Linked DNA regions of Homo sapiens: region 2 is linked to region 1. A link is an interaction called in ENCODE POLR2A ChIA-PET data of the cell type or tissue named here. Cell type or tissue: HepG2. All regions are shown on one strand. Links, peaks and the distances in the headings refer to the core of each region. The heading gives the core; the rest is flanking DNA. Region 1 overlaps CHP1 (calcineurin like EF-hand protein 1). Region 2 has its middle 23 kb from the start of INO80.

Region 1 (10,690 bases), core at 1,100-9,099:
TAGCTAGCATTACAAGCGGGTGCTACCATGCCCGGCCAATTTTTGTATTTTTAGTAGAGGTGGGGTTTTACCACATTGGCCAGGCTGGTCTTGAACTCCTGACCTCAGGTGATCCACCCACCTCAGCCTCCCAAAGTCCTGGGATTACAGGCGTGAGCCACCGCACCCAGTCCCCCAATTTTTCAATAAGTATTTTTTAAAAACTTTCTTTTGTTGGTTCCTGGGCCAAGAATACAAAGCTGTCTACAACTTATCTGTGCTGCAGTCTTCAAAAATATCAATGTCATGGAGGACAAAGAAAAGCAGAGGATTGTTCCAGATCAAGGGGGGGCTAAAGAGACACACAACAAAACCCAACACATGATCCCGGACTAGGAAAAAAACTGCTATAAGGACATTATTGGATAATATGTGAAAATGAAGCATGGACCATATAAAATATGGAATATTACATAATGGTACTGTTTCAAAATGCAACTTTCTTGATTTTGATCTGAGAATGTCCTTTCTATAGGAAATAAACAGTGAAGTATGTGACAAAATGTTAACAATTGGTGAATCTGGGTATCAGAATAAAAGTTATCTTGTATTGTTCTTGTAACTTCAAGTTTAAAATTATTTCCAGATAAAAAGTTAAAAAAAAGATTATAAACTAGATTTTACTCCTGCCTTCAAGAAGTTTACTTACAGACAGATAAAATGTATACCTCCACCCTCTTTGTAATATATGCTAGCAAAGACGGAAGATAATAAAATACTCCTACTGTACCCAGGAGACTTCACGCTCTTTTCCTCTTGTGGTTTAACGTTTACGTGGTGCTTAATTAACTCAGCAAGCTCTTCTCCACCACATTTGGTGACACAGGTAGAAACTGACCTAGTGGACTGAACACAAAGCTCTGGAACAATCATCCTGGATTCTAGTCCTTCTTGACCATTTAGTGTAATAATTTTATATCAATGCATGAACCAGAAGAAGTCATTCATAAGATAACTGGATTGCTTAAGATGATGAAAGAGAAAATTACCGAGGTCCTGATTATTTAATTCAACAAACATGTACTAAGCTTTTATTACATAATTTGTTCTGTAATACAAAGTCTACACTATCATCAAAATGTAGCTCCTCCTGTCTGACAGAGGTCAAGAAACAATAACTACTCACTTTTAAATTAAGACTAAGGCTGATTTGAATTGCATGGCTACATACTTCAGTTTAATGTCTAACAAGCTTAAGAAACTTTAGCTGAGAAAAGGCAGTTTAAATACCAAGTCTAGTATCAAGTGGTGATGCACAACCTAGCCTGAACTTCAGTCTCAATAAGGAGGTGTACACTTGGCCTTCCGATGGACCTGTCCTTTGATACTTTCTAACTCTACTCTTAGAATTTAGATTGTATATATAATGTAGTTCCAGTCACCCAGATCAAGGACAGTATTGCTAAAAGTATTAAAGTTAAAAAGAAAGAGGGCTGGGTATGGCAGCTCAGCCTATAATCCCAGCACTTTTGGAGGCCAAGGTGGAAGAACTGCTTCAGGCTAGGAGTTCGAGACCAGCCTGGGCAACAGAGCAAGACCACATCTCTAAAAAGTTTAAAAAAAAAAAAAAAATTAGCCAGGCATGGTGGCACGTGCCTGTAGTCCCAGCTACTTGGGAAGCTGAAGCGGGAGGATTGTTTGAGCCTAGAAGGTCAAGGCTGCAAGGAGCCATGGTAACATCACTGCCCTCGAGCCTGGGTGACAGAGTGAGACCCTGTTTCAAAACAGAAAAAACAAAACAAACAGAAAGAGTATAAAAAATAATTTGTCAGCCGGGCGCAGTGGCTCACACCTGTAATCCCAGCACTTTGGGAGGCCGAGGCGGGAGGATCATGAGGTCAAGAGATGAAGACCAACCTGGCTAACACGGTGAAACCCCGTCTCTACTAAAAAAACAAAAAATTAGCTAGGCGTGGTGACGGGCACCTGTAGTCCCAGCTACTCGGGAGACTGAGGCAGGAGAATGGCATGAACCTGGGAGGTGGAGGTTGCAGTGAGCCAAGATTGCGCCACTGCACTCCAGCCTGGTGACAGAGCAAGACTCCGTCTCAAAATAAATAAATAAATAAATAAATAAATAAATAAATAAATAAATAAATACTTTGTCAACTGTTAAATAAATAATATACGAACAAGTTATTATTACTGGTTGCTTTATAGTAGAATGTAGATCTGGGCAGTTTCTCTAAAACTTAGATTCTCAAATTTACCCATCAACATAAACCTAATAGAAAAAAATAAATACTCCAAAGTGGCCTAAACACCACAAGCATAAGATCCATCCGAAGGCCGGGCACAGTGGCTCACGCCTGTAATCCCAGCACTTTGGGAGGCTGAGGCAGGTGGATCACGAGGTCAAGAGATCAAGACCATCCTGGCCAACATGGTGAAACCCCGTCTCTACTAAAAACACAAAAATTAGCTGGGCATGGTGGCGCGAGCCTGTAGTCCCAGCTACTCTGGAGGCTGAGAAAGGAGAATCACTTGAACCTGGGAGGTGGAGGTTGCAGTGAGCCAAGATTGCGCCACTGCACTCCAGCCTGGTGACAGAGTGAGACTCCATCTCAAAAAAAAAAAAAAAAAAAAAAAAAAAAAACCATGTGAAATACAGATTTGTGTGGATTCACTGAAAAGCATACCAACATTATGTTCTGCCTCATGGTATACCTAGGAAAACCTTCCTTGAAGATTTTTTTAGAAAAAGACAGTATCACTGGTAGTAGTCAATTCTGAGAACAGAGCCATGTACGATGGCATTCTTTGTGGCCAAGAAATTTCCAATGGGGAGTGGTTTTCCAAACATTCAAGGGCACAGGGATGCTTAGAAAAACCAGGGTTTTTAGACTGTTAGTAACCAGACATGCCATCCCTCTATACTGCTCACCTTCACTGTGCAAGTCCCTTCTCTTACAGAGAGATTCAGCCTCACAGGTAACTTCTATCTCAAGCACCCACAGGTTGTTGCTTTAGTTGACTTGTACATAATGAGGAGATTAAAATCTGTTAATAGGACATACCCACTGGAACACACATTCAATTAGAAAACACAGCTTTCCAGGCCGGGCGTGGTGGCTCACTCCTGTAATTCCAGCACTTTGGGAGGCCGAGGTGGGTGGATCATGAGGTCAGGAGTTAGACACGAGCCTGGCCAAGATGGTAAAACCCCGTCTCTACTAAAAATACAAAAATCAGACGGGCGTGGTGGCGGGTGCCTGTAATCCCAGCTACTTGGGAGGCTGAGGCAGAGAACTGCTTGAACCCGGGAGGCGGAGGTTGCAGTCAGCCAAGATTGTACCACTCCAGCCTGGGCAACAGAGCGAGACTCTGTCTCAAAAAAAAAAAAGAAAAGAAAATACAGCTTTCCATTTTAAGTAGTATGAGAGGTTAAGCATATGGTACAACATATTTATTAACACTGAAATGACAAAAATTTCCATTAGCTAAAGCACTTAATCAGTATTTTTAAATTAAATGGATAAGATGGCCAGGCGTGGTGGTTGACGCCTATAATCCCAGCACTTTGGGAGGCCAAGGTGGGCAGATCGCCTGAGGTCAGGAGTTTGAGACCAGCCTGACCAATATGGAGAAACCCTGTCTCTATTAAAAATACAAAATAAGCCAGGCATAGTGGCATGTGCCTGTAATCCCAACCCAGGAGTCCGAGACCAGCCTGGGCAACATAGGGAAACCCTGTCTCTAATTAAAAAAAAAAAAAAAAAGGCAGCTGGCAGCGATCCCCAGCCTTTTTGGGACCAGGGACCAGTTTTATGGAAAATAATTTTTCTCCTGGGGGTAGACAGGATAGTTTCAGGATGACACTGTTCAACCTCAGATCAGCAGGCATTAGATTCTCATAAGGAGCACTCAGTCTAGATCCCTCACATGGGCAGTTCACAATAGGGTTTCTGTTCCTATGAGAATCTAGTGCCGCCACTGATCTGACCGGAGGCGGTGCTCAGGTGATAATGCTCACTTGCATTCTGTTCACCTCCTGCTGTGTAGCCCGGTTCCTAACTGGCCACAGACTGGTACTGGTCTGCAACCCAGAGGTTGGGGACCCCAGGGGTCCTAAAGTGGTCTTTTGCAGGTCAGGTTAAGGTAAGAGCCTGGTCAGTATCTGAACACAAAGATGGTTTCTCTTCTTTAAATATTCTTTGTTCTGATGTAATCTATGGAGTTACAAGGCAGGATAATGATTACCCTTTGGGGAGGGGAGCAGGTAAAGACAAAAGGAGCATAAGGGAAGCTTCTGGGTATTGGTAATAATCAGTTTCTTCATCTGGAGGCTGGATAGTCTTCCCTTGGTGAAAATTTATCATGTCCAATGCTTTTGATTTGTGCACTTTTCTGTATGTTATACTTCAATAAAGTTTGCTTTAAAAACATCCTCTGGGCCAGGCACAGTGGCTCACACCTGTAATCCTAGCACTTTGGGAGGCTGAGGTGGGTGGGTCACAAGGTCAAGAGATCGAGACCATCCTGGCCAACATGGTGAAACCCGTCTCTACTAAAAATAAAAAAATTCACTGGGCGTGGTAGTGCACGCCTATAATTGCAGCTACTCTGGAGGCTGAGGCAGGAGAATCACTTGAACCCGGAAGCGGTGAACTTGGCTGCAGTGAGCCGAGATTGTGCCTCTGCACTCCAGCCTGGTGACAGAGCGAGACTCTGTCTCAAAAAAAAAAAAAGAAAGAAAGAAAGAAAGTCTTAAATATCTCCTCTTGATATTCTGAAATTTCATCTATATATATCTTATTGTGAAGTATTCTTTATTATTCATTGTTCAGCATTAGGTGAACCTTCTTAGACTAAAAATGGGCCCTTTAGCTGGGAAGTTTGCTTCTGTTCCTTTTTTTTTTTTTTGGTAAGAAACCTCACCTGGATTTTGTTCCTATTTTAAAAATTATTTCTTCTCCTCCTCTTTATTATTTATTTATTTATTATTTATTTATTTTTGAGATGGAATTTCACTCTTACTGCCCAGGCTGGAGTGCAATGGCATGATCTTGGCTCACTGCAACCTCCGCCTCCCGGGTTCAAGCGATTCCCCTGCCTCGGCCTCCCAAAGTGCTGGGATTACAGGCATGAGCCACTGCGCCTGGCCTAAGCTGCCTTTTTAGAAAAAACAATCTCTATGGCAATGGTAGAAATATCTTACCCAAAATAATGGCATCTGAAGAAAGTAAGGTTTATAAGGTTACAGTGTATATTTATATTCCGTGAAATATCAATCTGAAGAGATGGTCCATGTAAAAAGGCAGACAGGGAAATTGCAAATCAATTTGGCAAACACTTCTCCCTTGAATGTTCCCAATTCACCCAGGTAAATTAAAGATGTGGTGAAATCTAGTAATTAGGTAGCCTATTTAACCTTGTTGACCAAGGTTTTCACAAATTTTAGTCAATAACTTTTTGCTTTTTTTTTTTTTTTTTAACATAACACCTATTGATAGACCAAGGAATGACTGTTCTATAAAGCATGCTTCGGAGTGAGTCTCTGAAAGCACTCTGAAGAAGCTCCATTCTAACCAAAGCCTTCCACAGTTCTGCCTTATGTTCCACTGGAGCTGATCACTACAAAGGAATGCAGAATGCCCCAGACTGTACACTGTAGCCTCTCACTCTGCAGAATTTGGCTTCAGGCCCAGACATGGAGCACCTTGAAAGAGGAAAGTAAAAAAAAAAAAAAAAAATTGTTGAAGTGAAAATCTTTCTCCTAATAACTACAACTGCCTTCTTAAGGTGAAGGCGAGGCCGGGCGCAGTGGCTTACGCCTGTAATCTTAGCACTTTGGGAGGCCAAGGCAGGTGGATCACAAGGTCAGGAGATCAAAACCATCCTGGCTAACACAGTGAAACCCCGTCTCTACTAAAAATACAAAAAATTAGCTGGGTGTGGTGGCGGGCACCTGTAGTCCCAGCTACTCGGTTGGCTGAGGCATGAGAATGGCATGAACCCGGGAGGCGGAGGTTGCAGTGAGCCGAGATCGTGCCACTGCACTCCAGCCTGGACGACAGAGCGAGACTCCATCTCAAAAAAAAAAAAAAAAAAAAAAAAAAAAGAAGGTGAAGGCCAGGCATGGTGGCACACATCTGTAGTCCCAGCACTTTGGGAGACTGAGGCAGGCAGATGGTTTGAGTTCAGGAGTTCGAGACCAGTCATGGGGAACATGGCGAGACCTCCTCTCTACAAAAAATACAAAAGTTAGCCAGGCAGTGACACGTGCCTGTAGTCCCAGCTACTCAGGAGGCTGAGGTGGGAGGCTACAGTGAGCCGTGATGGTGCCACTGCAATCAAGCCTGGGCAATAGAGTCAGACCCTGTCTCAAAAACAAAAACCAAAAAAAGAAGGTGGAAGCTGTTCCAGGTAACAAAAGATTGGAAGCCACTTGTATTCGGATGAGCACTCTGATGGGTCCTGGAAACATCAAGACAGGCCTTAAGCTGAGTTTGGCAACAAAGGCTGGAGAGAACTGGATCATTCTACTAGAGAAGAGTTCCCAGTTAGGCCAACTCATTTCTAAGGCTAGAGGGGGTAGAAGAGGAGAGGGCTGAGAGAAGGGGAAGACAATTTAATCGGATGGCCACAGGCTAAGAAGATAATTGTCAGGAGGCACAGCCAGAGTGAAATCCCAGTAGTGGGTGGGTCTGACAAAACGATTTACATAAAATATATTACTCGTTTACTATGTGGCACATTATGTGGTACAATTGGCTAATTTCTTCTAGGTATTCAAGGTAGCTTGGTGCTTCTCTCATTTATTTTTATTTTTTGTAGAGACGGGGTTTCACTATGTTGCTCAGGCTGGTCTTGAGACTCCGGGCCTCAAGGAATCCTCTCACCTCAGCCTCCCAAAGTGCTGGGATTACAGGCATGAGTCTCCTCGCCCAACCTTTCTTATATTTCAATCCACACCATGATAGAGATCAAAGAACAGGTTTAAGACCTAGAGCTTTCAGGCCAGGTACAGTGGCTTATGCCTATAATCCCAGTACTTTGGGAGGCCATGGCGGGAGGACTGATGGAGCCCAGGAGTTTGAGACCAGCATGGGCAACAAGGTGAGACTGTGTCTCCACAAAAAATGAAAATAAAATAAAAATAACAGGAGAAGCACCAAGCTACCTTGAATACCTAGAAGAAACTATTCCATTGTACCACATAATGTGCGCTTTTTTGCTTTTTTGCTAAAAGTAAAAAGAAAAAAAAATTAGCCAGGCATAGTGATGCATGCCTGTAGTCCTAGCTACTTGGGCAGCTGAGGTGGGAGAACTGTCTGAGCCCAGGAGGTTGAGGTTGCAGTGAGCTGTGATGGTGCCATTACACTCCAGCCTAGGAGACAGAGTGCGACCCTGTCTCTTACAAAAAAAAAAAAAATATTGCCAGCATGGAGAACAGTGTCTGGCACATCATAGATAGTCAGTAAATACCTACCAAATGAGTGAGCTAGTCTGCTGGTTTTCCACAGGCTGTGAAATGGTAACTTACAGATTGAGCAAATCTTACTTAGATACTTATTTATTTATTTATTTATTTTATTTATTTATTTTTTTATTTGAGACGGAGTCTTGCTCTGTCGCCCAGGCTGGAGTATGGTGGTGTGATCTCGGCTCACTGAAAGCTCCGCCTCCCGGGTTCACACCATTCTCCTGCCTCAGCCTCCCGAGTAGCTGGGACTACAGGTACCCACCACCACTCCCAGCTAATTTTTTGTATTTTTAGTAGAGACGGGGTTTCACTGTGTTAGCCAGGTTGGTCTTCTCTTGACCCCATGATCTGCCTGCCTCGGCCTCCCAAAGTGCTGGGATTACAGGCGTGAACCACCGCGCCCGGCCCTATTTATTTATTTATTTTAAGATGGAGTCTTGCTCTGCTGCCCAGGCTGGAGTGCAGTGGCACGATCTCGGCTCACTGCAACCTCCACCTCCCGGGTTCAAGTGATTCTCCTGCCTCAGCCTCCCAAGTAGCTGGGATTACAGGCGTGCGCCACCACACCTGGTTAATTTTTTTGTATTTTTAGTAGAGACGGGGTTTTACCATGTTGGCCAGCCTGGTCTCGAACTCCTGACCTCAGCTGATCCACCCATCTCGGCCTCCCAAAGTGCTGGGATTACAAGAGTGAGCCACCACAACCGGCCAGAATTTTTTTTTTTTTTAAAGGCAGGATCTCACTGTGTTGCCCAGGGTGCAGGGCAGTGCTGCAATCTTGGTTCACTACAACCTCCGCCTCCCGGGTTCAAGCAATTTTCCTGCCTCAACCTCCCAAGTACCTGGAATTCCAGGCATGCGCCACCACACCCAGCTAATTTTTGTATTTTTCGTAAAGATGGTGTTTCACCATGTCGGCCAGGCCGATCTCAAACTCCTGGCCTCAAGTGATCCACCTGCCTTGGCCTCCCAAAGTGCTGGATTACAGCCAGGTGTAAGCCACTGCGCTTGGCCCTTACTTAGATTTTAAGGAGCAGGCTACACTGACGCCTGGAAAGTTTTCAACATTTTTTTTTTTTTTTTGAGACAGAGTCTCGCTCTGTAGCCCATGGTCTCGACCTCCTGACCTTGTGATCCGCCCGTCTCAGCCTCCCAAAGTGCTGGGATTACAGGTGTGAGCCACCACACCCGGGCTTTTTTTTAATTTTTTGAGATGGAGTCTAGCTGTGTCTCCCAGGCTGGAGTGCAGTAGCGTGATCTCGCCTCCCAGGTTCAAGTGATTCTCCTACCTCAGCCTCTCGAGTAGCTGGGACTACAGGCGCCTGCCACCACGCCCAGCTAATTTTTTGTATTTTTAATAGAGACGGGGTTTCACTGCGTTAGCCAGGCAGGTGCATCACGAGGTCAGGATATCGAGACCATGGGCTACAGAGCGAGACTCTCTCTCAAAAAAAAAAAAAAAAAAAAAAAAAAGCTTTTTGGCCAGGCACGGTGGCTCGCACCTTTAATCCCAGCACTTTGGGAGGCCAAGGCGGGTGGATCACGAGGTCAGGAGTTTGAGACCAGCCTGGCCAAGATGGTGAAACCCCGTTTCTACTAAAAATACAGAAATTAGCAGGGCGTGGTGTCATGCGCCTGTAATCCTAGCTACTCAGGAAGCTGAGGCAGGAGAATCACTTGAACCCGGGAGGCAGAGGTTGCAGTGAGCCGAGATCACACCATTGCACTCCAGCCTGGCCAACAAGAGTGAAACTCCATCTTAAAAAAAAAAGAAACAGCTCATTAAAAAAAAAACTTTTCGATTATTTTCCAGCACACAGCAAACATGATAAAAACACACACATTTAGAAACCACCCACTTTCTACAAAGAAGAAAAGAACTCAGAATATAAATTTTAAGTCTTTACTGGGTGGTTAAGTCTGAATTTATGAGGCAAGTATAAACTCAAAGGAATTTTTAAGTATTGGAGCTAAAATTACAAATAGGGATTTCTAGTCTAGTTATTTTTCAAGTGTAAATTCACATAGTTTTAATAGCGTCTTCAACGAATGGTGCTGGTACAACTGGATATCCACATGCAAAAAAAAATGATGTTGGACTCTTCTCTGACACCATATACAAAACCAACTCAAAATAAATCAAAAGACCTTAATATAAGAACTAAAACCATAAAGCCCTTACAAGAAGATATAGGATAAGCCTTTGGGACACTGGATTTGGCAATGGTTTCTTATATATGATACCAAAAGCACAAGCACTGAAAGAAATATTAAAGAAACTGGACTTCATCAAAATTAAAAACTTTTGTGCTTTAAAGAACACTACAAAGAGAGTGAAAAGACAACTCATATGACCCACCATTCCACTCCTAGGTATACGTCCAAGAGAAATTAAAACATATGTGCACCCAAAAATGTTTAAAGCAACACTATTTGCAATACTCAAAAGGTGTAAACTCAAATGTTTACTAACTGCTGAATGGATACACAAATGTGGCATATCCATATGACAGACTATTTATTCAGCCATAAAAAGGAATGAAGTACTGGTATATGCTACATCATGGATGAACCTTAAAAACATCATGTTAAGTAGAAGAAGTCAGTTTGTTTGTTTGAGACAAAGTCTCTCTCTGTCGCCCAGGCTGGAATACAGCAGCACAATCTGGGCTCACTGCAACCTCCACCTCCCAAGTTCAAGCAATTCTCCTGCCTCAGCCTCCTGAGTAGCTTGGATTACAGGCGCCCACCACCACGCACAGGCGCCCACCACCACGCCACGCTAATTTTTGTATTTTTAATAGAGACGGGGTTTCCCCATGTTGGCCAGCCTGGTCTCGAACTCCTGATCTCAGGTGATCCGCCCGCCTTGGCCTCCCAAAGTGCTAGAATTACAGGCATGAGCCACCGTGTCCAGCCAGAAGAAGTCAGTTATGAGAGGGCCATATAATTCCATTTATATGAATTGTCCAGAGAGAAAAAGAAGGTAGATTTATGGTTGCCAGGGGATGAGAGAAGGGGGAAATACGTATGCTTAATAGGTATGCTTAACCCCATGCTTAATGAGTATGGGGTTTCCATTTGGGGTGATGATTACGTCCAAAGGCTTAGCAACTGTATTCCTTCCCCCTTTATGCTACATCCAACACCTGTGCTAGAAACTTTCTAAAGAAGTCCTAAGCTGCTTCATGCCAGCCAAAAGGAAGGGCAACAGCTTCATTACAT
Region 2 (10,690 bases), core at 1,079-9,078, 110 kb after region 1:
CAAGTAGCTGGGACTACAGGTGCATGCCACCACACCTGGCTAATTTTTTTGTATTTTAATAGAGACGGGGTTTCACCGTGTTGCCCAGGCTGGTCTCGAACTCCAGAGCTCAGGCAATCCACCCGCCGCAGCCTCCCAAAAGTGCTAGGATTACAGGCATGAGCCACCGCACTGGCCCAGGTGTTTTTTTTTTTTTTTTTTTTTTTTACTGCAAATCTCTATAACAAACATTTCTGACAGCATAGATATCCACTCCTTGAAGTTTCCATTAAATCTTTTAATCAAATTCATTTCCTCTTGCCTAGAGACCATCGAGTTTCAGATGATCATGCAACAGAAGTTCCAGCCAGTTCCAGGTGAAGACACCACCCCTGGCCATAAAGAAGTTACCCTGCTGGACCGGGAGCGGTGGCTCATGCCTGTAATCCCAGCACTTTGGAAGGCTGAGGCAGGTGGATCACGAGGTCAGGAGTTCAAGACCAGCCTGACCAACATAGTGAAACCCCATCTCTACTAACAATAGAAAAATTAGCTGGGCATGGGGTCGCGTGCCTGTAATCCCAGCTACTTGGGAGGCTGAGACAGGAGAATCACTTGAACCCGGGAGGCAGAGGTTGTGGTGAGCAGAGATTGCACTACTGCACTCCAGCCTGGGCGACAGAGCGAGACTCCATCTCAAAAAAAAAAGAAGTTACCCTGCCTTCACTAGAAAGAACAGGGCAAAAGTTCTGTGATCCCAATAGGTAAGGACTATGCCCCAAGCCAGAATGAAGCAGTTAGAGGAAAACAAAGAAACAAACAAACAAAAAACCATTAATCCCTCTGCCTCCCATAAAGATTTATGGGGATCACATCTCTCAGCGGGGAGATGAGGCAGGAAAATAGGGTCTGGAGGCAGAGAACATAAGGCCGATTCACACTTCAGCTACAACAGGAAATATCCTCTCCATAGGGCCTATGCTGTACATGACTTTGTAACTTTACTTCATCCTCTCCATTTACACAGGGTGTACCCGAAGTAACCAATGGAATCCTCTAGGGGGTATTTAAACTCCCAAAAATTCTGTAGCAGAGCCTTTGAACCCCTATGCTCAGGCCCCCTCCCATACTGTAGATTGCATTTTCATTTTCCTTTTTTTTTTTTTTTTTTTTTTTTGAGAAAGAGTCTTCCTTTGTCATCCAGGCTGGAGTGCAGTGACATGATCTCGACTGACTGCAACCTCCACCTCCTGGGTTCAAGCCATTCTCCTGCATCAGCCTCCCGAGTAGCTGGGATTCAGGCACGCCCACCACGTCTGGCTAATTTTTGTACTTTTAGCAGAGATAGGGTTTCAGCCTGTTGGCCAGACTGGTCTTGAACTCCTGGCCTCAAGTGTTCCCCGGCCTTGGCCTCCTAAAGTGTTGGGATTACAGGCTCAAGTCACCTTGCCTAGCTACTTTCATTTTCAATAAATCCCTTCATTCTTTCCTTGCTTTGTTTGTGCGTTTTGTCCAATTCTTTGTTTGAGATGCCAAGAACCTGGACACCTTCTACTGGTAACATCCTGACCTCAGGTGATCTGCCCACCTTAGCCTCCCAATGTGCTAGGAATACAGGTGTGAGCCACTATGCCTGGCCTAGATGTTTCTTTCTTTTTTTTTTTTTTTTTTGAGATGGAATTTTGCTCTTGTTTTATGGGTGGTCTTTTTGGAGTGATGAAATGTTCTAAAATTGTGAATCTACTAAAAACCACTAAAAGGTGATTTTGTTATGTGAATTAAATGTCAATAAAACTGATTAAGAGTCAGGATATTTGCATAGGTATATTTATCAAGGCAGGGGAATTGGAGTAAAGTGTTTAATACATGTAGAGTTGGCTAAATGGGGGACCAGAGCTTTATTCTTAATCAAATCAGTCTCTGAAAATTCAGAGGCTAGGGGTTTTTGTTGTGTTGTGTTCTGTTTTGTTTTGTGACAGAATCTTGCTCTGTTGCCCAGGCTGGATTGCAGTTGCGCAATCCCGGCTCACTGCAACCTCTGCCTCCTGGGTTCAAGCCATCCTCAGCCTCCTGAGTAGATGGGACTACAGCCATGTGCCACCACGGCCTGGCTAATTTGTGTATTTTTAGTAGAGATGGGGTTTCACCATGTTGGCCGTGGCTGGTCTGGAACTCCAGGCCTCAAGCCTTCCACCCACCTCGGCCTCCCAAAGTGCTGGGATTACAGGCATGAGCCACTGTGCCTGGCCGAGGCTAGGGTTTTTAAAGGATAGTTTGGGAGGCAAGGGAATGGGTACTACTGATTGGTTGTGGATGCATTCATAGGGGTGTGGAAAACGGTCCTTGTGTGGTGAGTCAGCTTCTGGGTGGGGTCACAGGAGAAGTTAAGTTAAGAGTCACAGATCCGGGTGGGGCTATGGGTCCTCAGAAATGCAAAAGCCTAAAAGAAATATCTCAAAAGGCCAATCTTAGGTTCTGTAATAGTGATGTTATCTGCAAGAGTAATTGGGGAACTTGTAAATTTTGTGATCTCCAGAATAATGGCTGGTAATCACTTATCTGTACACCTTAGTAAAATTCATCTCATCCTCCTAACCTGGTGGGTTTTTTTGCTTTGTTTTTGAGATGGAGTCTCCCTCTGTTGCTCAGGCTGGAATGCAGTGGCACGATCTCGGCTCACTGCAACCTCCGCCTCCCAGGTTCAAGGGATTCTCCTGCGTCAGCCTTCCGAGCAGCTGGGATTACAGGCGCCCGCCACCATGCCTGGCTAATTTTTGTATTTTTAGTAGAGATGGTGTTTCACCATGTTGGCCAGGATGGTCTCCATCTCCTGACCTCATTATCTGCCCGGGGGAGGCACTGCACCTGGCCACATTTTGGACTTTATTTATTTATTTATTTGTGTTTTTAAGGAGCAGAGAATTTAATAGGCAAGATGAAGGGGGAAGAAAGAAGGAAGAAACTCCCCTGTACAGAGACAGAGGGAGGGGGCACTCCAAAGCCAAGAGAGAGAACCCCCAGTTTGGACTTTAGAGGCAAGATGGGGGTTGGTTAGTTCTTACCTCTTACAGGGTCATTATTTTCTTTCTTCCTTCCTTTCTTTTTTTTTTTTGAGACAGAGTCTGGCTCACACAGGCTGGCGTGCAGTGGCGTGATCTTGGCTCACTGCAACCTCTGCCTCCCAGGTTCAAGCAATTCTCCTGTCTCAGCCTCCCCAATAGCTGGGACTACAGACGCACACCACCACAGCTGGCTGATTTTTGTATTTTTAGTAGAGAAGGGGTTTCACCGTATTTGTCAGGCTGGTCTCGAACTCCTGACCTCAGGTGATCCACCCACCTCGGCCTCCAAAACTGCTGGGATTACTGGTGTGAGCCACCACGCCCAGCCCCGGTCATTTTCTCACTGTTATAATATTTGGAAAGGCAGTTTCAAGATCTGCGTGTCTATCTCTCCACCAATACTATACAGCATTAATTCATTTAGCTATCTAGTAAGTTTTGAAATTAGATAGACTGATTCTTCTCCCTTTATACTGCATCTTCAAAATTGTTTCAGCTATTCTCATTCTATTACTGAAACGGTTCCCAGTCCAGACCCCAAGAGATAGTTCTTGGACCTCTCACAAGAAAGAATTTGGGGTAAGGCAACAGAGAAAAGCAAAAGCAATTTTATTAGAAAGTATGAGGCTGGGAGTGGTGGTTCACTCCTGTAATCCCAGCATTTTGGGAGGCTGAGGCAAGCAGATCACCTGAGGTCAGGAGTTCGAGAACAACCTGGCCAACTTGGCAAAACCCCATCTCTACTAAAAATACAAAAATTAGCTGAGTGTGGTGGTGCGTGCTTGGAATCCCAGCTACTTGGGAGGCTGAGGCAGGAGAATCGCTTGATCCTGGGAGGTGGAGGTTTCAATGAGCCACGATTGTGTCACTGCACAAGAGATCCCATCTCAAAAAAAAAAAAAAAAAAAAAAAAAAGTATGGGACGGGCTGAGGGATAAAAGACTACAAATTGGGTTCGGCATATACTGCTCGGGTGATGGGTGCACCAAAATCTCACAAATCTCCACTAAAGAACTTACTCATGTAACCAACTTTTCCCCCAAAATCTATGGAAATAAATTTTTTTTTTTAAAAAAGGAGAAAAAAACGTTAGGGCAAGAGAATTAAAGCTCATCTTTCTTAGCACAAAATCAATTTGTAAAATCTTTTTTTTTTTTTTGAAATGGAGTTTTGCTCTTGTTGCCCAGGCTGGAGTGCAATGGTGCAAACTTGGCTCACTGCAACCTCTGCCTCCTGGGTTCAAGCAATTCTCCTGCCTCAGCATCCCTAGTAGCTGGGATTACAGGCGCCCGCCACCATTCCCCATTTATTTTTGTATTTTTAGTAGAAACAGGGTTTCACCATGTGGGCCAAGCTGGTCTCAAACTCGTGACTTTAGGTGATCCACCCACCTTGGCCTCCCAAAGTGTTGGGATTACAGGCGTGAGCCACTGTGTCCTTCCAATTTGTAATACCTTAAATGTGAAAATAAAAAATCTCATGTACCCTATAAATATATAATACACCTACCATGTGCCAACAAAAGTTAAAAATTAAAATATTACAAAGTGAAAAAAAAAAGTAAATAAAGAGTGGCTACTCCATAGGCGGAGCAATGTATAGGCTGCTCAACTGAGTATACTTATAGTTATTTCTGGATTATATGCTAAACAAGGTGTGGATTATTCATGAGTTTTCTGGAAAACAGGTGGAGATTTCCCAGAAATCACAACTGGGGATTCCTCCCCTTTTTAGACCATATAGGGTAATTTCTGGGTGTTTCCATGGCATTTGTAAACTGTCATGGTACTGGTGGGAGTGTTCTTTAGTATGCTAATGTGTTACAATTAGTATTTAATGAGCAGTGAGGACAACCAAAGGTCACTTTCTTTCTTTTTTTTTTTTTTTTTTTGGGATGGAGTTTTGCTCGTTTCCCAGGCTGGAGTGCAATGGCGCGATCTCGGCTCACTGCAACCTCCAACTCCCAGGTTCAAGCATTTCTCCTGCCTCAGCCTCCCAAGTAGCTGGGATTACAGGCGACTGCCACCAAGCCCAGCTAATTTTTGTACTTTTAGTAGAGACGAGGTTTCACCATTTTGGCCAGTCTGGCCTCGAACTCCTGACCTCAGGTAATCCGCCCACCTCGGCCTCCCAAAGTGCTGGGAGTACAGGCATGAGCCACCGCGCCCGGCCCCCAAAGGTTACTTTCATAGCCCTCTTGGTTTTGGCAGGTTTTGGCTGGCTTCTTTACCACATCTTGTTTTATCAGCAGACTTTTTGTGACCTGTATCTTGTGCCAACCTCCTATCTCATCCTGTGACTAAGAACACCTAAGCTCCTGGGAATGCAGTCCAGCAGGTCTCAGCCTTATTTATCCAGGCCCTATTCAAGATGGAGTCGCTCTTGTTCAAATGCCTCTGACAATTTCTTTGCTTTTCTTTTATTTATTTATTTATTTATTTATTTATTTTGAAACAGTCTTGTTTTGTCTCCCAGGCTGGAGTGCAGTGGTACGATCTCAGCTCACTTCAACCTCTGCCTCCTGGGTTCAAGATATTCTCCTGCCTCAGCCTCCTGAGTAGCTGAGACTACAGGCATCCACCACCATGCCCGGCTAATTTTTGTACTTTTAGTAGAGATGGGATTTCACCATGTTGGCCAGGCTGGTCTCAAATTCCTAACCGCAAGTGATCTGCTGGCCTTGGCTCCCCAAAGTGCTGGGATTACAGGCATGAGCCACTGTGCCCTGCCTTGCTTTTCTTTTAGAAAAAGTTTTCCTGTATCATCATATAAATCTTGCTGGTTTTTTAATTTTAATTTTAATTTAATTTTATTTTATTTTTCTTTTGAGACAGAGTCTTGCCCTGTCACCCAGGCTGGAGTGCAGTGGTACAACTTCGGCTCACCCCGACCTCCACCTCCCAGGTTCAAGCAATTCTCCTGCCTCAGACTCAAGTAGCTGGGAGTACAGGTACATGCCACCACCCCAGGCTAATTTTTATATTTTTAGTAGAGACAGGGTTTTACCATGTTGGCCAGCCTGGTCTCAAAATTCTGACCACGCAGGTGGATCACTTAAGGCCAGGAGTTCAAGATCAGCCTGACCAACATGGAGAAACCCCGTCTCTACAAAAAAATTAGCCAGGCATGGTGGCACATGCCTGTAATTCCAGCTACTCAGGAAGCCGAAGCAGGAGAATCGCTTGAACCTGGAAGGCGGAGGTTGCAGTGAGCTGAGATCTTGCCATTGCACGCCAGCCTGGGAAACAAGAGTGAAACTTCATCTCAAAAATAAATAAATAAATAAATAAATAATAAAAAATAGACTAGGCATGGTGGCTCACGCCTGTAATCCCAGCACTTTGGGAGGCCGAGTTGGGTCGATCACCTGAGGTCAGGAGTTCGAGACCAGCCTGGCCAACATGGTGAAACCCCATCTCTACTAAAAATACAAAAACTAGCCAGGTGTAGTGGCAAGCGCCTGTAGTCCTAGCTACTCAGGAGGCTGAGGCACAAGAATCAATTGAAACCAGGAAGCGGAAGTTGCAGTGAGCTAAGATTGAGCCACTGCACTCCAGCCTGGGCAACAGAGTGATACACAGTCTCAAAAAATAAAAATATTAAAAAAATAAATTAAATATATGTAGCAGTTTGGGGAGAATTAACAGCTATACTATGTTGCATCTTATAGTCCATAATCATGGGATATCTCTCTCTTAGAACTTCTTTGATTTTCTTCACCAATATTTTATGGTTTTAAGCAAATAACTCCTATGTGCTAGATTTATATATGTGTTTTTTAAACAATTTAAATGGTATAGGCTGGGCGAGTTTGCTCACGCTTGTAATCCCAGCACTTTGGGAGGCCGAGGTGGGCAGATCACCTGAGGAAAGGAGTTCAAGACCTGCCTGGCCAAACCCCATCTCTACTAAAAATACAAAAATTACCTGGGCATGGTGGCATACACCTGTAGTGTCACAAAGCCAATTGATCAGTTAGGGTGGGGCAGGAACAGATCACAATGGTGGAATGTCATCAGTTAAGGCAGGAACTGGCTATTTTCACTTCTTTTGTGGATCTTCTGTTGCTTCGGGCCATCTGGATGTATACGTGCAGGTCACAGGGGATATGATGGCTTAGCTTGGGCTCAGAGGCCTGACATTCCTGTCTTCTTATATTAATAAGAAAAATAAAATAAAATAGTGGTGAAGTGTTGGGGTGGTGAAAATTTTTGGGGGTGATATGGAGAGATAATGGGCGATGTTTCTCAGGGCTGCTTCGAGTGATATTAGGGGTGGCGTGGGAACCTAGAGTGGGAGAGATTAAACTGAGGAAAGCTTTTGGGGTAGGGAGTGATATTGTGGGGTTGTTAGAAGGAGCATTTGTCGTATAGAATGATTGATGATGGCCTGGATGCGGTTTTGTATGAATTGAGAAACTAAGTGGAAGACACAAGGTCCAAATAAGAGAGGAGAAAAACAGGTATTAAAGGGCTAAGAATTGGGAGGACCCAAGACATTCAATTAGAGAGTGCCCAAGGGGATTCAGTGTAATTACTTGTTTGGTTGGCAAGTTTTTGGGCTCTATCCTTGAGTTTTTTTTTTTTTTTTTTTTTTTTATGTTGTCATATACCAGGCCAGATTGATTTAGGTAAAACAACACTCCTCATTTAAAAATATACAGAGTCCTCCTTTTTCAGCAGTCAGTAAGTCAAGGCCTATTCCTGTGTTTTTTTGTGAATAAGAAAAATAAAACAAAACAGTGGTGAAGTGTTGGTGTCATGAGGGGAAGAGGAAGCTGTTCGGTCCTATTTGCAAATGGAATTTTGGGAGGAAGGAAAACTAGTGTGCATGTGCCTGTCCAGCTAGCAGGTAAACACAGGTAGGTGGAGGAGCCACAGGGGAAGAAGAGACCTTTTTAAGGCAAAACTGGAAATGTAAAGGGAAAAGATGAGAAGGAGAAAAACTGGCCGTGAGGGACAGAAGTTGGAAGGCTAGCTACTTCTTTAGTTACCGTATTACCATAAGCATTGCCTTGAGCGATGGGATCTGATGCCTTTTGATGGCCCGTGCAGTGAATGACCCTAGCTTCTTTGGAAGTTGAGCAGCTTTAATGCCTCCTTTTTATTAAGGAGGTATTAATGATGGAGGACCCTTGTGTAGTGAGGAAATTTCTTTCTGCCTATGTAACAGCATGGTGCTGCAGGATATGGAAGGCATATTTACAGTCAGTATAAATATTGATGCATAGTCCCTTTGCAAGAGTGAGAGACTAAGTTAAGGCAATGAGTTCGGCTTGCTGAGAGGTAGTGGAGGGGGCAGAGCGGTAGCCTCAAGGATAGATGTGGAAGCTACTATAGCATAGCCTGCCTTTGCTGGTGAGTGGCAATTAGGCCTGGTGGAACTGCCATCAATAAACCAAGTGTGATTGGGGTGAGGAACAGAAAAGAAGGGTGGGGAAATGGAGTGAATGTCAGGTGGATCAGAGAGATACAGTCATGGGGGTCAGGTGTGGTATCAGGAATAATGTGGGAGGCCAGATTGAAGTCTGGGCCAGGAACAATGGTAATTGTGGGAGACTCAACAAAGAGTGAGTATAGCTGAAGGAGCTGGGGGACAGAAAGTATATGTGTCAGGTGTGAGGAAGAAAATAGATTTTAGAAGTTATGAGAACTGTAGCGTGAGTTGAACATAGTTTGTGATTTTCAGGGCCTCTAAATATTAAACCAGTGGCAGCTGCTGCATGCAGACATGAGGGCTAGGCTAAAACAGTAAGGTAAAGTTGTTTGAACAGAAAGGCTACAGGGCGTGGTCCCGGCTCTTGTGTAAGAATTCTGACTGCACAGCCCTGTACTTCGGCTGTGTGTAATGAAAAGTGTTGGGATGAGTTAGGGAGAGCTAGTGTGGGAGCAGCTTCTAGGGCTGTTTTAAGGAATGGAATCCTAAGCGGCGAAAGGATTTAGGATCTATGGGGTCAGCTAGGTTTGCTTTTGTGAGTACATATGATGGTTTAGTCAGGATGGCAAAACCAGGTATCCAAAGACAAAAGTACCCAATCATGGCTAGGAAGGAAAGGAGTTGTTGCTTTGTAGAAGGGGTTGGAATTTGGGAGATTAGCCGGACATGATCAGCAGGGAAAGCACGTGTGTTTTTCGTTGTTGTTTTGTTTGTTTTGACACAGAGTCTCGCTCTGTTGCTCAGGCTGGAGTGCAGTGGCATGATCTCAGCTCACTGCAAGCTCCGCCTCCTGGGTTCAAGGGACTCTCCTGCCTCAGCCTCCCGAGTAGCTGGGACTACAGGTGCATGCCACCATGCCTGGTTAATTTTTTGTTGTTGTTGTATTTTTAGTAGAGATGAGGTTTCACCGTGTTAGCCAGGATGGTCTTGATCTCCTGACCTCATGATCCACCTGCCTCAGCCTCCCAAAGTGCTGGAATTACAGGTGTGAGCCACCACACCTGGCCCAAGAGCATGTGTGTTTTTATGAAGAATTGTGCCGAGATAGGTAACGGATGAGGAAGAAATTTGGGCTTTGGAGGGGGATACGTGATATCCCTTTCAGAATAGATGTTGCAGGAGCAGGAGGGTGTCCTGTTGAGAAGATTTGTAAGGGGGGTTGTAAAGTAGAAGGTCATCAAAATATTGAATAAGGTGAGAAGCATATGGATGGAAAGAAAGTAAATCATGAGAAAGGGCTTGACTGAAGTAATGGGGCCTGTCCCTGAAGCCTTGCAGCAGTACAGCCCAGGTAAGCTGCTGAGACTGATGGGTGTCAGGGTCAGTCCAAGTGAAAGCGAAGAGAGGCTGGAATGAAGGGTGTAAAGGAGTAGTAAAGAAAGCATTTTTGAGATCCAGAACAGAATAATGGGTTGTGGAGGGAGGTATTGAGGATAGGAGAGTATATGGGTTTGGCTGGACAGACAAGACAATTTGGTTGATAAGGTGAAGATCTTAGATCAGCCTGTAAGACTTGTCCAGTTTTTGGACAGGTAGGATAGGAGAGTTGTAAGGAGAGTTTGTAGGCTTTAAGAGGCCATGTTGTAACAGGCGGGTGATAACAGGCTTTAACCTTTTTAAAGCCTGCTGTGGGATGGGATATTGGCGTTGAAGGGGGTAAGGGTGATTAGGTTTTAATGGGATGATAAGGGGTGCATGATCAGTCGCTGAGGAGGGAGTAGAGGTGTCCCATACTTGTGGATGAAGGTAGGGAGACACAAGGGAAGGATTCAAAGGAGGCTTTGAACTGGGGAAAAGGGCAGGAATGAGGTGTGACTGTAGTCTAGGAATAGTTAGGGTAGCGGATAATTTTGTTAAAATGTCTTGACCTAATAAGGGAACTGGGCAGGTGGGGATAACTAAAAAGGAATGCATAAAAGAATATTGTCCAAGTTGGCAGCAAAGTTTGGGAGTTTTAAGAGGTTTAGAAGACTGGCCGTCAATAACCACAACAGTTATGGGGGCAAGGGAAACAGGCCCTTGAAAAGAAGGTAATGCGGAGTGGGTAGCCCCAGTATTGATTAAAAAGAGGATGGACTTACCATCCATTGTGAGAGTTACCTGAAACTCGGCGTCTGTGATGGTCCAGGGGGCCTCTGAGGGGATCGGGCAGCATCAGTCTTCAGCCGCTAAGCCGAGCAGATCTAGGAAGGAGTCAGTCAGAGAGCCTTGGG

The links. Peaks named below come from ENCODE experiments on the same cell type or tissue, not always from the same donor. Only the 100,000 strongest peaks of a DNase experiment are listed, where the experiment ranks them.
Region 2: POLR2A ChIA-PET joins it to region 1 with 6 read pairs; 2 of 35 experiments call an interaction of 5 or more read pairs at or near these places.

The regions. Positions count from the first base shown.
Region 1 is chr15:41,244,873-41,255,562 of GRCh38, reverse strand. The region is part of intron 2 of CHP1 (calcineurin like EF-hand protein 1); the gene reads right to left. Among named protein-coding and RNA genes, the nearest start is that of CHP1, 19 kb to the right of the region's middle. RefSeq lists a silencer at 6,466-6,666. In HepG2, for the core only: no CTCF peak of the experiment used is centred there; a DNase peak (open chromatin) is centred at 5,652.
Region 2 is chr15:41,133,928-41,144,617 of GRCh38, reverse strand. No RefSeq gene overlaps it. Among named protein-coding and RNA genes, the nearest start is that of INO80, 23 kb to the right of the region's middle. In HepG2, for the core only: no CTCF peak of the experiment used is centred there; a DNase peak (open chromatin) is centred at 8,847.